2 separate regions of the Homo sapiens genome follow, and region 1 is linked to region 2. The links are chromatin contacts, found by Hi-C or POLR2A ChIA-PET in ENCODE. All regions are on one chromosome and are shown on one strand. The core of a region is the stretch at or near the end of the contact, and the rest is flanking DNA. Distances in the headings are between cores, read along the strand shown. Region 1 overlaps DDX10 (DEAD-box helicase 10). Region 2 overlaps DDX10 (DEAD-box helicase 10).

What was found. Hi-C counts contacts between places; a loop is a spot of excess contacts on that map. ChIA-PET counts read pairs that join two places held with the same protein, here RNA polymerase II (POLR2A). Pooled maps may share reads with other maps.
Region 1: a loop to region 2 is called in a map with no recorded cell type, with 2.4 times the contacts of the local background. The contact joins two enhancer-like sites. A Hi-C loop is called at or near these places in 4 of 168 maps with a recorded cell type or tissue (colonic mucosa, heart left ventricle and heart right ventricle), 4 of 37 single-sample maps with no recorded cell type and 9 of 50 pooled maps. POLR2A ChIA-PET finds 5 or more read pairs at or near these places in 2 of 52 experiments (activated CD4-positive, alpha-beta T cell and activated naive CD4-positive, alpha-beta T cell).

Annotation. Positions count from the first base shown.
Region 1 is chr11:108,852,182-108,858,394 of GRCh38, reverse strand. It overlaps DDX10 (DEAD-box helicase 10), which reads right to left. Exons shown (of 18, transcript NM_004398.4): 16 at 6,186-6,213. Among named protein-coding and RNA genes, the nearest start is that of DDX10, 190 kb to the right of the region's middle. Within about 2 kb of position 3,979, at least 6 of the 41 ENCODE cell types and tissues checked have a DNase peak (open chromatin) inside an H3K27ac peak, as active enhancers do.
Region 2 is chr11:108,689,471-108,695,803 of GRCh38, reverse strand. It overlaps DDX10 (DEAD-box helicase 10), which reads right to left. Exons shown (of 18, transcript NM_004398.4): 8 at 3,766-3,928; 9 at 2,204-2,288. It also overlaps the pseudogene RPS2P39. Among named protein-coding and RNA genes, the nearest start is that of DDX10, 28 kb to the right of the region's middle. Within about 2 kb of position 1,748, at least 2 of the 41 ENCODE cell types and tissues checked have a DNase peak (open chromatin) inside an H3K27ac peak, as active enhancers do.

The DNA.
Region 1 (6,213 bases), core at 2,730-5,229, 160 kb before region 2:
AAATATCTACAGAGCATTTATTATGTGCCATCCATGAAAAAAACTCAGCTGCTGCTCTCAAGGAGTTTATAGTCTAGTGATGAGAGACAATCACCAAGTAACACGGCAGAATAATGTACACGAAGTCCGGTGGTCCAGAAAGGAAGAACGTCATGAGTCGGCCTGAAGGAGGCAGAAAAGGCTTCAAAACGGAAACAGTTCAGAGGAAAAAGCAATGAAGGAGAAGATATCCTAGGCAGAGGGAAAACATGTATAAAATTTAAAAATCAAGAAGATATGAGAATATGGTATGTTTAACAGGTCTTCCTGGGCTGGAAATAATGGTAAATGTTTCCTAATTTTTCATTTGTAAGAAAAAATTAAGCTGCTGGGATTCCAGTGAGATTTTATAGTAACTAATAGGAGATGCACAATATTCTGTATCCGCCTATGGTTCTGTTCTGCTTCTTAATATTCTGTTTCTCAATGCAGCCACCTATAAAAGAGAACTAATTGTGGATAAGGAAAGCAATTTCAGGAGAAGAAATATTTACTTGCAACTTCTGCTTCAGTTTTTAAGACTCTCAAATTGAATATTCTTGACTACCTCGGAAATGACCTATGGCCTAATGCTTAAGAGTCAACGCTTCAGCGTCATATAAAGCAGATTTGCATCCTGGCTCTGCCATTTCCTAGCTGTATGTTATTGGGAAAGTTACTTCAACTTCCTAAGCTTCAATTTCCTTGTCTACAAAATAAGAAATCATAATATGAGTGACCTCAGCACTGTTTGCGAGGAGATGGCCAACTGTGAGCCAGAAAGCCTGCCCTCAGCCAACAAAGCACTGTGATGAGAGATAGGCACACAAAGGAAAACAAGAGCCAGAGCCAAAGAGAGAGAGAAGTGCAACCACATCAGCACTGTAATTATTGGCGGTGCTCTAGACAGGGGACCACGGGAGTAGTTCCAAAAGCAGGAGCCCATAATATGTGAGAGAGTCAGAAAAATCTTCATGAAAGGGGTAACCTTTTACACATGCTGAGAACAGGCCCAGAAAGATAAATGGCTTGTCCCCAGCCACCCAGAAACTTTAAGACATAGCCTGCCTTCTAGATCTCAGCCCAGAGTTCTTTCCTTACTAAAGGTATTTGCTATTAGTAATTTTCCATGACTAGTCGTTAGATCATGTATCATGGATGCGATTTGTTTTTACATAGAAAAAGAAAAAAAAGCAACATACAGAAAGGGCATAGGACAATAAACAATAACAGGGAATGAAGATTCAGGAAACCTGGGGGCATATACCAGTTCTGCCACCAAAGAAGCTATGACATTAGGCAAGTCATTCACTTGCTTTCAGCCCTAACTTATTTGGGTACTTTAAAAGTATTAGCTATGTAGCTATGTATGTATACATTTAAGGAAAACAATATTTCAAATAAAATATTCCCTGGAAGTTCAAAATGTAAAGAGGAAAATAAAGTTGAGCTGGTCTGGATGAGGACTAAATGGAACCCTAGAGCCTTGCCCAAATAATATTCTCACGCGGGGGTGGTGGGGGGTGGAGAGGAGAGTCCATAGGTCACTCAATATAATACTGAAAACCATTGGAGTAGATCAGTGGCTGCCACACTCGCTCTTCAATTTCATGGATCAGAAAAAGCTCAAAAAAGATTTTAAAGTGGTGAAATGGGTTTTTACTTTGTCAAATAATAAGACTTTTTAAAAAATTATCAGTATTATTTCATAAATGAAAGGATATTTTAGCACCAAAAAAGTAGGAAGAACAAAATATCAAATGAATAAAGTTAGCTTTGCTTTATGAAACTACTGTTGAGTCAGAGAAAAAGTCATTGAAGACCAGTAGATTAAAAAGTCAGTCCAGGGCATCTCTCAAGTCCATTAGTTTTTTAAGGTTTTTTTTTTGTTTTGTTTTTTGTTTTTTGTTTTTTTTGGTGGTTTTTTTTGTTTGTTTGTTTTGTTTGAGACAGAGTCTCGCTCTGTCACCCAGGCTGGACTGCAGTGGCGTAATCTCGGCTCACTGCAGCCTCCACCTCCCAGGTTAAAGTGATTCTTCTGCCTCACCCTCCCGAGTATGCTGGGATTATAGACGGGTACCACCATGCCTGGCTAATTTCTGTATTTTTAGTAGAGACAGGGTTTTGCCATGTTGGCCAGGCTGGTCTTGAACCCCTCACCGCAGGTGATCCACCCATCTCGGCCTCCCAAAGTGCTGGGATTACACGCATGAGCCACCATGCCCGGCCTAGAGTTTTAAAATTAATTAACTACTACTTCTTCAGACCTCCTATTCTGAGAGCTCTAACTTCAACACTACTTTTCTGTTGTACAGAGATTACCTTAGGTATTCAAGAAACTATTACCTAAAACCACTATTTGTTAAGTATAAATAAAAACACAGTACAAACCAAAAAATAAAAACAAGTGAAAATGTACATCTATAAAACTTCAACCTCAAAATGTATGACATATTTTCCCCACACCTTAAAAATACGAACTATAATCATCATTTTTAATATAGTCAAAGCAACTTTTAACTATTTTAAGTGTTTGAGCTCTTTCCTACTCTTTGTTCCTTCATAGTCAGTGTTCAATTTCATCAGCCTCAGACTTTTGTTTAATAAATCATACTTTTGGCCAGTTGCAGTGGCTCACATCCATAATCCCAGCACTTTGGGAGGCCGAGGAGGGTGGATCACGGGGTCAGGAGATCAAGACCATCCTGGCTAATGCAGTGAAACTCTGTCTCTACTAAAAATACAAAAAATTAGCTGGGCGTGGTGGCACATGCGTGTAGTCCCAGCTACTCGGGAGGCTGAGGCAGGAGAATCGCTTGAACCTGGGAGGCGGAGGTTGCAGTGGGCCAAGATCGCGTCACTGCACTCCAGCCTCGGTGACAGAGCGAGACTCCATCTTAAAAAATAAATAAATAAATAAAAATCACACTTTCTTTTCAAAAGCAGCACAGTAGTGAGATATTGCTGAGGATCTATTTCCTCAAGTTTCAGCACTGTTGTTCCTTTTCCTTACATTTATACAAAATCATTCCAGCGACCAGGGATTCCTACTAGCACTTGTGACCCTCAAAGCAAAAGGAAATTTAGCTAGATAATGAGGTAAAGCTGTATTCCAGGATTATGTAACCTACCTGAACTCAAAAAGCAATGTGGTCTATTGATCATTGCTACAAGTATTTTTCTAGATCTTAGTTTAAAATCTGTAGGTCATAAGAATATACGACATCTTGTTAGCTAAAGTAAAAACAATTCTATTGTGCAATTCAAGTACTTCTCTGCTAAAGAAAGTTTTGATACCCAAAAGACCTATATTTCCCAAACCACTATTAGGTACCCAGCAAACCTTCGTAACAGTTTCAGCTTCGTATTTATCTTCCATTCCCAATTCTGCACATAATATAACTAGGCAGAACTTAGATCTATCTTTTAACAAAAAGTCATATCAGATTCCTGAGAGGTCCATTCCAACTTTAGTTTATCCTACTCACACTTTAAAGCAATTTTTCTTAGAAGTACTTTCAATATGCCAGAGAAGATTCATTTCTAAAATTGAAAATTCACATTATCATTAAGTTTTCTCTTTTCTGGGAAATAAAGATAATTCCATGAAACTTCATTCAAGCACTTTCCCCAAAATTAAAAAAAAAATACTGTGTCCTTTATATCCTTCCTTGTATAATAAAATGATGTTTGCTGCATGAAACACAAAACAAGGTAGAAAGACAGCTACGTGAGTCCTCCCTTTCTTACACTTTCAGTTTCTATGCAGTGATTGCTTAAAATAGCTATAAACAGCTATGACTACATTTCCTGGTAAATTAAGTCTGCAAGTACCACCTTCTTTGACCATTAAAATATCTTCTGGATAGCTTGTAGGTTCAGGGATCAAAGGGAAGCTCTACCTGGAATCTGACTAAAGTGATTCAGAAGGCAATATCCTAAGTAACACAATGATTAGGTTTACATAAGAGGATCAACGAGAAGACAAAGTTTACTCAAAAACTAAGTCACATCTGTCATTTAAAGCACATGCACTGAGAGAAACCTGATAATTTACATAATATTTCTCCTTACATATCACAGAAATTTGTGCCATCACCCCTTTACCAAGTGTTTCCAAATAATCTCTTCTGGGTCTGCTTCCAAAAGGTACCTCAAAAGCCATGAGAGCCTTCAACCCCTGTCACTTTCATTTGAAAGGAAGTTGGGTGCAAAAGGTTGGTTTGAGCTCATTCCTTGGGCTCTGTCAGTCAGCCTGAACCTGTCACTGCAGGCAGTCCTCAGTGTCTTGAGGAATGTTTGAGTCCTGGCTGCAGACCAGCCACTGATCCCTCTGGTAATATCACTCTTACAAAAGGGCTACCATCTCTGAGCACTCAGAAAAGGGCTGTGAAATGGAGGTAGCTAAACTATTCAGAGCAATAATAAAACACAGCCTCTGTCTATTTAAAGCTCCTGGCTGAGCTGCAAAGCCATGTCAGCTCTTCTTTCTGTTCTTAGTCCGATGCTTAGTGGTTACATAGAAATGAGACCTTCCCTTGACAAGAAAAATCTTCCTCCTTTTTTAGATGTCAGGAAACAAACACACAGGACAAACACAGAAGGGGAGTGGGAAATGGAAGGAAGAGTTTGGCATAAGGAGTTCACTTCAGAGATCAACCCCCAGTGAAAATGCCTGATTGTGACAACTTTATCATTTTTTCATTTCCCCAGCAGACACAGTATTAAAACCAAATATACACACCAATTTATGGGGGAATAAAAGAAGAGGTTTCCAGGAGGATAGCTCAAGGGTGATAGCAACTTCTTACAGCTTAAACCATTATGAAAAAAAAAAATCGAGCATACACCATCAATAAGTATAAAAAATAAACCATATTTAGTAATATATATACAAATATGCATGAATAAACACAAAGGAAATACAGTAACAGGGCTTTCTTTGGCTCTAGATTATATCTTTCATTTTACATTTATATATGCAGAAATGAGAGCTTCTTAGTGAAATAAAATGGGCTTATTTTATGCTGAACATGCAATATTCATAAATATCAAATGCTTTTATTAGATTTAAGATTTTCTTGTTAAATTTAAATCTTTCCCACTACAGCCTCTGAGATCTAGTGGTGGTTCTGCCATGGTGTTTCACGCCTGCACGTTAAAGCATATGCAGAAGCCTCCACCTTATTTAGCAGTCAGGCTGCACACACTGGAGCTCTCGTTTTTGGGCACCTTTGAAGACAGAGTGATATTTAATACTGCTTATATTTAATATAAGCAGTCTTTTCTGCTTATATTCAGTATTAAATAATTGCTTCCCACTTCAGAACTATAGCATGAGTTATCATCTCTGACTTGCTCTCTTAAGTGCTATGGCCAGCATGGAAAAAAAATGACGAAGAATATTATAGGCTTCCTCAAGGGAGTTGGAGCTTTGCTAACTGCCAAGAAGAAATCATGGCTAGTCAGAAACAGCACAATGAGATACAGCATGAGAAATGACATATGTTATTGGGCCCTAGTTCTAGGAAATCATTTCTACTAAATGTTCTCAGAATGCAGAAGCTGAACACTTCTCAGTGACAAACACATTAGATAAAAATCATGGCTGCACATGGACAGTGTTTATAATTGTACATACATACTTGAGGAAAACTGTACATATGTATTTGCTGAAAAGTATCTGTTACAGAATATAGTAAAAGTGGGAGATACAGAATGCTTTTCTCCTAGATTCTAAGAGCTGAACTGATGCTTTCAGAGTTACCTGTTATGAGGTTGGGTTCACACAGGCTGTCTACCTGAAGATGATACAGATGAAAATCCTATCAGGCCTGGCCCACAGAGTCAACTGCCTTTTGTATTTAATAGATGCAAAATATATGGAAAAAAGTGGTGGAGTAAATGGGGCCAAGCCCAGTAACAAATTATCTTAGGGATTTTTCGTCCTGCACCAGAGGAATACAAGAAAGTGAATAGAAGGCCACATGGGCTTGAATCCAATTGGAATATCATGATATACAAATAATATATAAAATCCATGTTGAAAAGAAGAGGATTTAAATTCCATTTTAACATTATAAGCATTGTTCTTGCCAAAATATAAAATGCTTTTGTCCATTCTACCTTAATAGAGCTTGGAAAAATAAATGTATATAAACCCTTACCTTTGCTTGTCTCTTGTTGGCTTCTCTT
Region 2 (6,333 bases), core at 499-2,998:
ACAGGATAAACATGAATCAATCAAAAAAAACAAAAAAAAAAAACACTTAAACACTCATACATTCAAACATCTTATGAAAATTAAATAGAATTTTAAGAAGATCTATTTCTTGCTAGGCTATAAAAAGACATAAAAACCTTCACTTCAGCTGAAACAAAAAGTGACCACATAAAAACAAAAACAAAAAAATTTTCTTCAAAGCTACCCAAAAAATATAAATGTATAGAAATCTAAAAGAACTAAACGCCAAGGGGACTTCCTAGGTAAGCAAGGGATAGCGTACACTTTCATACTTGGGGCCACTTGCTGAAGTGGACACAGGGCAGGTGGTAAAGCAAGCCTGCCAAACAGGACAGTCTGTGCTCGGGCCTAAAGATCCTCACATCCCTGGGAAAGTTTTGAGAAGAGTTTGTGGCATGAAATTGGAAGCAACCATTGGTCCAGTTAGACCAATCCTGGAATCCATATGATAAATACCCAATCATCCAGTTTTGATGAGAAAGAAAACAGAGCAAAAATGTAAAACTGAATAAATAGTCCATCTGTGGCTAACCATAATCATAATCTAAAGATCATAATAAATTCCAATTCTTAAACACTACAAACATCAGCAAGACAAATGTACATTGAAACTTTATTCAGCTCTCTATTTTCTTAAGATCCATTTCTGGATGTGGAATTACTAAGACAAAAACAAGAACTGTAAGGTTGTTAATAAGTATTACCATATGCTATCCAGAAAAATGTTAACCATTTACAATTCCACCAAGAATGTATACCTCCCAGCTTTGCTGCTACAGCTTAACAGCAATGACAGATTGTGTAATCCTTTTTGATTCATTCATATACCTTTCTATGCCACTTAATTCCAAATGACTGACTTTACTATGGTTTTTTTTTATTTGTTTTGTTTTGTTGTTTTTGAGACAGAGCATCACTCTGTCGCCCAGGCTGGAATGCAGTGGTGCGATCTCGGCTCACTGCAACCTCCGCCTCCCGGGTTCACGTGATTCTCCTGCCTCAGCCTCCCAAGGAGCTGAGACTACAGGCGCACACCACCACTCCTGGCTGATTTTTTTGTATTTGTAGTAGAGACAGGGTTTCACCATGTTGCTCAGGCTGGTCTTGAACTCCTGACCTCGTGATCCGCCCACCTCGGCCTCCCAAAGGGCTGGGATTACAGGCATGAGCCACCATGCCCAGCCTACTACATTCTTTTCTAGACAGTTCCTCATACCTCTTGAGCAAACATAGGATACTTTTGGGAGGAAGTGGGGAGTATAGGAAGAAGGAGAGATAGGGAGTGGTCTTCAGCAATGTCTCTGTTTCCTGAACTAGGAAGAAAGGAAAAAGAGATATCTATGATTCCAAATCACTTAGCCTCTTATTAGCCTATACTTTAGAAGGTAAGAGCACAAGATCTAGACTAGATAAGCCAGACTGCCTGGGTTCAAATCCTGGCTCTGTGGATCTTTGAACAAATTGTTTAACTGCTCAAAGATTCAGTTTCCTCACCTGAAAATAGGGATTTAATAATACAGTAAGTAGTCCCCCCTCTATCTGTGGTTTCGCTTTCTGTGGTTTCAGTTACCCCCAGTCAACCAAGGCCCAAAAAATATTAAATATATTAAATGGAAAATTCCAGAAATAAACAATTCATAAGTTTTAAATTGCTCACCCTTCTGAGTAGCCTGATAAAATGTCACACCATCCCACTGTGTCCTGCCCACAATGTGAATCATCCCTTTGTCCAGCATATGCACGCTTAAGACCCCACCCACTTGTTACTTAGCTGTCTCAGTTACTAGACTGAAAAAACATAGCATATATTGGGTTTGGTACTGAGATTTCAGGCATCCACTGGGACCTTGGAACATAACCCCTGAGGATAAGTGAGGACTACTGCAGTCCTAGACCTAACTGACAGGTCATTAGGATTCAATGAGATGACTTTCAATGAGCAGTTTTGCTGAAAAGTAAAGTACAAGAAAGTTTAAACAAACTAAAATAAGATTTTTATGGATTTTTTGCAGCACTAATCAAGTCTTAGCCATAATGATTTACAGTAGCTGTCAACTCACACCACAAAATGCCAAACCAGCACTCACTTACCTGATTCCTTTCTTCGTTTATCTGCAGTTGGAAAAGCATGCTTTGTTATTTAGATAGTAGCAAAAGAAAAGAAATTAGTCAGTACACCTACCTGGCAGTTCTACCTGCTCTGTGAATATATGTGTTGGCATCCTCAGGACAATCAAACTGAAGAACCCAATTCACGGCCGGGAAATCTACAGAGAAGGGATGTGAAGTTAAGAAACTGGTTGCAAGATCTGCCCTGCTGCACTATTTTTATCTTAAAATATTGCTTGCCAGGACTTTTCATCACATCAAACTGATGGATATCATCTATGAACTCTATTAAAAATAAAATTAATTGCATGAACCAAGAGATAGTAAACATTTCTCTTGACAAAATGAACTAAAATTAATGACTGTTTGAATATGAAGATTACTTCGTATCTGACACGGAAGAGACAGATTGCTTTGTGTCGGACAAACAGTGAAATACCCTAATATTTAATAACCCGAAAGCACCACTTCTAATGGGGACATGGACAAAGCTGGAAACCATCATTCTCAGCAAACCAACGGGAACAGAAACCCAAACACTGCATGTTCTCACTCATAAGTGGGAGTTGAAGAGTGGACACAGGGAGAGGAACATCACACACTGGGGCCTGTCTGGAGGTGGGGGACTAGGGGAGGGATAGCATTAGGAGAAATACCTAATGTAGATGACGGGTTGATGGATGCAGCAAACCACCATGGCACATGTATACCTATGTAACAAACCTGCACAATCTGTACATGTACCCCAGAACTTAAAGCATAATAAAAAATTAAGTAAAATAAAAACTAGTCAGGCATGGCGCATGCCTGTAGTCCCAGCTGCTGGGGAAGCTGAGGTGGGAGTATCACTTGAGCCTGGTAGATCGAGGCTGTAGTGAGCTATGATCATGCTACTGTACTCCAGCCTATACTAATAAATATGGCATCTGAGATATGCTTTAGAGTACTCCAAGAGGGACAGGGGGAGGATTATGAAAAAGATAATTGTTAAAGCTGGGTATATGAGGGTAGATTAAACATATTCAGCTTTTGTTTATGCTTCAAATTTGCTGTAATTAACAATACAATAAAATTAAGTGACTGAAGGATTCAAATTATCACCTATTTATTCTCACCCTTTGTTCCTAAGTCTAGTTTTCCTCTCTAGTTACGTCCATCCCCGTCCCATTCCCACAAAGCCAGGAGTTGTATAATCAACAAAGCAGGTTTTGAAAATAAATTTAACTACGCTAAATGTAGTTATTTATCAGATAAAAATTAGAATGATGAAAACATGGACTTCACTGATTTTTCTTGTTAAATGAGTTCAGTATCTATAAACAAGTTTCCAATTTTCAAAGAAATGGGAATTGTTTTCATATCTTTAAACTTTTAACCCCCTTTGATTTTGTAGGTTCCTCAGGATTCTATGGTGTGATTATCATGAAATAGTAAAAAAGATGCAAATACTGTGGAAATTTTCACTGATACATCCTTAATGTTAGTCAACTGCTACCAATTTACTACTTACTTTTCTCTTACAAAATAAGAAAAGAAACCCAAGTGTTTGAGTCTATCAGATTTCCCAAAATATACTTTATAAGCAAATTACATTTCACACAATCACAGAAATTTCATGATAGGAAGTTTTCTTACCCAGACCCCTGGCTGCAATATCAGTAGCAAAGAGTACTGCAGCTCTCTTACGGACAAACTCATTATAGACTTCCATTCTTCTCATTTGCTGCTGTCGACCATGGAGTGCAAGGATAGAAACACCAGGACGTAGCCGGCAAAACACTCGGTACAGATACTGGACCTGGGGCATCAACAGAAGAATAAGTTTGCTTATGGCAGATGGCAGCAATAAAGCTTTTCTCTTATCAACGTATCCCACAGAGTCTCAACAGCAGAGCAATGTGATACCCAATTCCAACCAAGTAAAAAAAGTAAAGAAACTCTTATTTAATCACAAGCAATTTAATTTCCTTCCCTCCTTTAATTCACATTTCTATTTCCTAACGTCACAGAATTGCATCTTAAGTTTGAAGCTTGAAAGCCTTTTATTGATGTTATCATAACTCATTTTCTACAAAAGAAAAAACTTATTTTAATTTCCTGTGGCCATAGGCTGACTGAACTTTCCTCTCAGACTCAGCAATTATTAAAATAATTAGTAATACAGAACTGATCAAACCAAGAAATATGTTGGGATTTGATTTAAAAAACTGTTAGACATAAATAAAAACATTGTAAATATATCTCAATGTGTGGGACTATATAGAGCTAATTGTTCTGGTTCTCTTTTTGTACCCATAAATGGATACTATGGATTACTAGACTGAAAAGAGTTCAGCATTATTTTATTTTCTCTAATATGGGGGTTAAAATCTGTTCACATAAATAAAACAAACTCAAAGGAAGTTTAATTCTGAGCTCCTATAAAATAGGCCAAAAGTCATAATGGATTATTCCAAATAATTTTTGGTGATCCAGTCGCTCAATTAAAGAGAAAGACCCCATTAAAGTCTCTCTTCAATTTTGCTGACAGTAAAGAATGGGAAACCAAGTGAATTGCTTGTTACCCAATCACTAGCCATTCACTTTCTCAAATGCAATTTGCTACTGCCAGGGAGGTTCTGATTCTGGGACAATATATCAGGCAAGTATCAGAGATAGCTGGACTTAGGCCTTTCTTTCGTAAAGATGTAAAAACAGCTTCTCCAAGAAAACATCAAATGGCAGATGATGCTGGTGCAGCGGAAGGGTCCACGGGACAAGGAATTGGAAACCACAGAGGCTTCGATGGAGGCTTCAGCAATAGCACCTGCAACCAAGGCCACTGAGGCAAAGCCAAGGGGTGGATGCCAGTCACAAAGCTGTGCTGCTTGGTGAAGGACATGAAGACCAAGTCCCTGGAGGAGATCTATCTCTTCTCCTGCCCATCAAGGAGTCTGAGGTCCTTGACATTTTCCTGGGGGCATCTCTCAAGAATGAGGTTTCAAAGATTACATGGCGCAAAAGTGGCCCACACTGGCCAACGCACTGGATTCAAGGCATGTTGCCACTGGGGACTACAATGGCCACACTGATACGGGTATCAGGTGCTCCAAGGAGGTAGCCACTGCCATTTGAGGAGCCATTATCCTGGCCAAGCTCTCCATTGTCCTTGTGCCAAGAGGCTACTTGGGGAACAAGATCGGCAAGCTCACCAGCCCTTGCAGGGTGACAGACCCTCTCTGTGCTGGTGAGACTTATCCCCACCTCAGGAGGCACTGGTATCATCTCAGCCCCATGCCCAAGAAGCTGCTGCTGATGGTGGGTATTGACAATTGCTATACCTCGACCAAGAGGCTGCATTGCCACCCTGGGCAACTATGCCAAGGCCACCTTTGATGCCATCTCCTACTCTAAAGAGTAGAAACTTTAAACAGAACTTTAAATAGAACTTTCAGAATCATTTCCTAGCACCTAGATGCCAAAACCAACTAACTCTTCTTTAGGAGATGTGAAGTTTATTGTTTTGTTGTTGGCTACTGCTCAGGATACACTTCCAAGTTGCCTTGAGGAATGCTCCCAGGAGACTGGAAGCTTTGAAAATCTAAAATCGGTCCTTGAAAAACTGAAGTCTTTTTTTTTTTTTTAAAGACAGGGTGTCGCCATCTTGCCCAAGCTGGTCTTAAACTTCTAGACTCAAGCAATCCTCCTACCTCAGCCTCTTAAAGTGCTGGGATTACAGGCGTGAGCCACCGCACCAAGGCTGAAGTCATTCTTTACATGGTAAAATAAGGTTCAGTAGACAACAGCATCAGATCACCACTTAACTTCCCATAAGCTAGAGAGAAACCCATCTACATATTTATCATGGAAAGTTATTGCAAAAGCTGTAAATCTAGAATTGATCTACTACATTCCCTATTAAGTCATTGGGAATCTGAAATATAGTACAGGAGAAGAGGCACACGCACGCACACATGCACAAAGACCGTAGTCCCTTCTCCTTAAGAGAGGAGACAAAGTTCTCTTAGACATCTCTGAAATCCTTATTCTTTATTCCTAGCACAGGGCTAGTGTTCAAGAAGTGTTTATTAACTAAGATATAAACAAAACACTTCAGAAGGTTAGGGGAGGGAACAACTGATTCTTTAAAAAGGGAGTGTCAGAAAGGGACTTTCAGGCATAACATTTGAACTTAGCCTCAAAGTAAGTATTTCCCCAGATTTA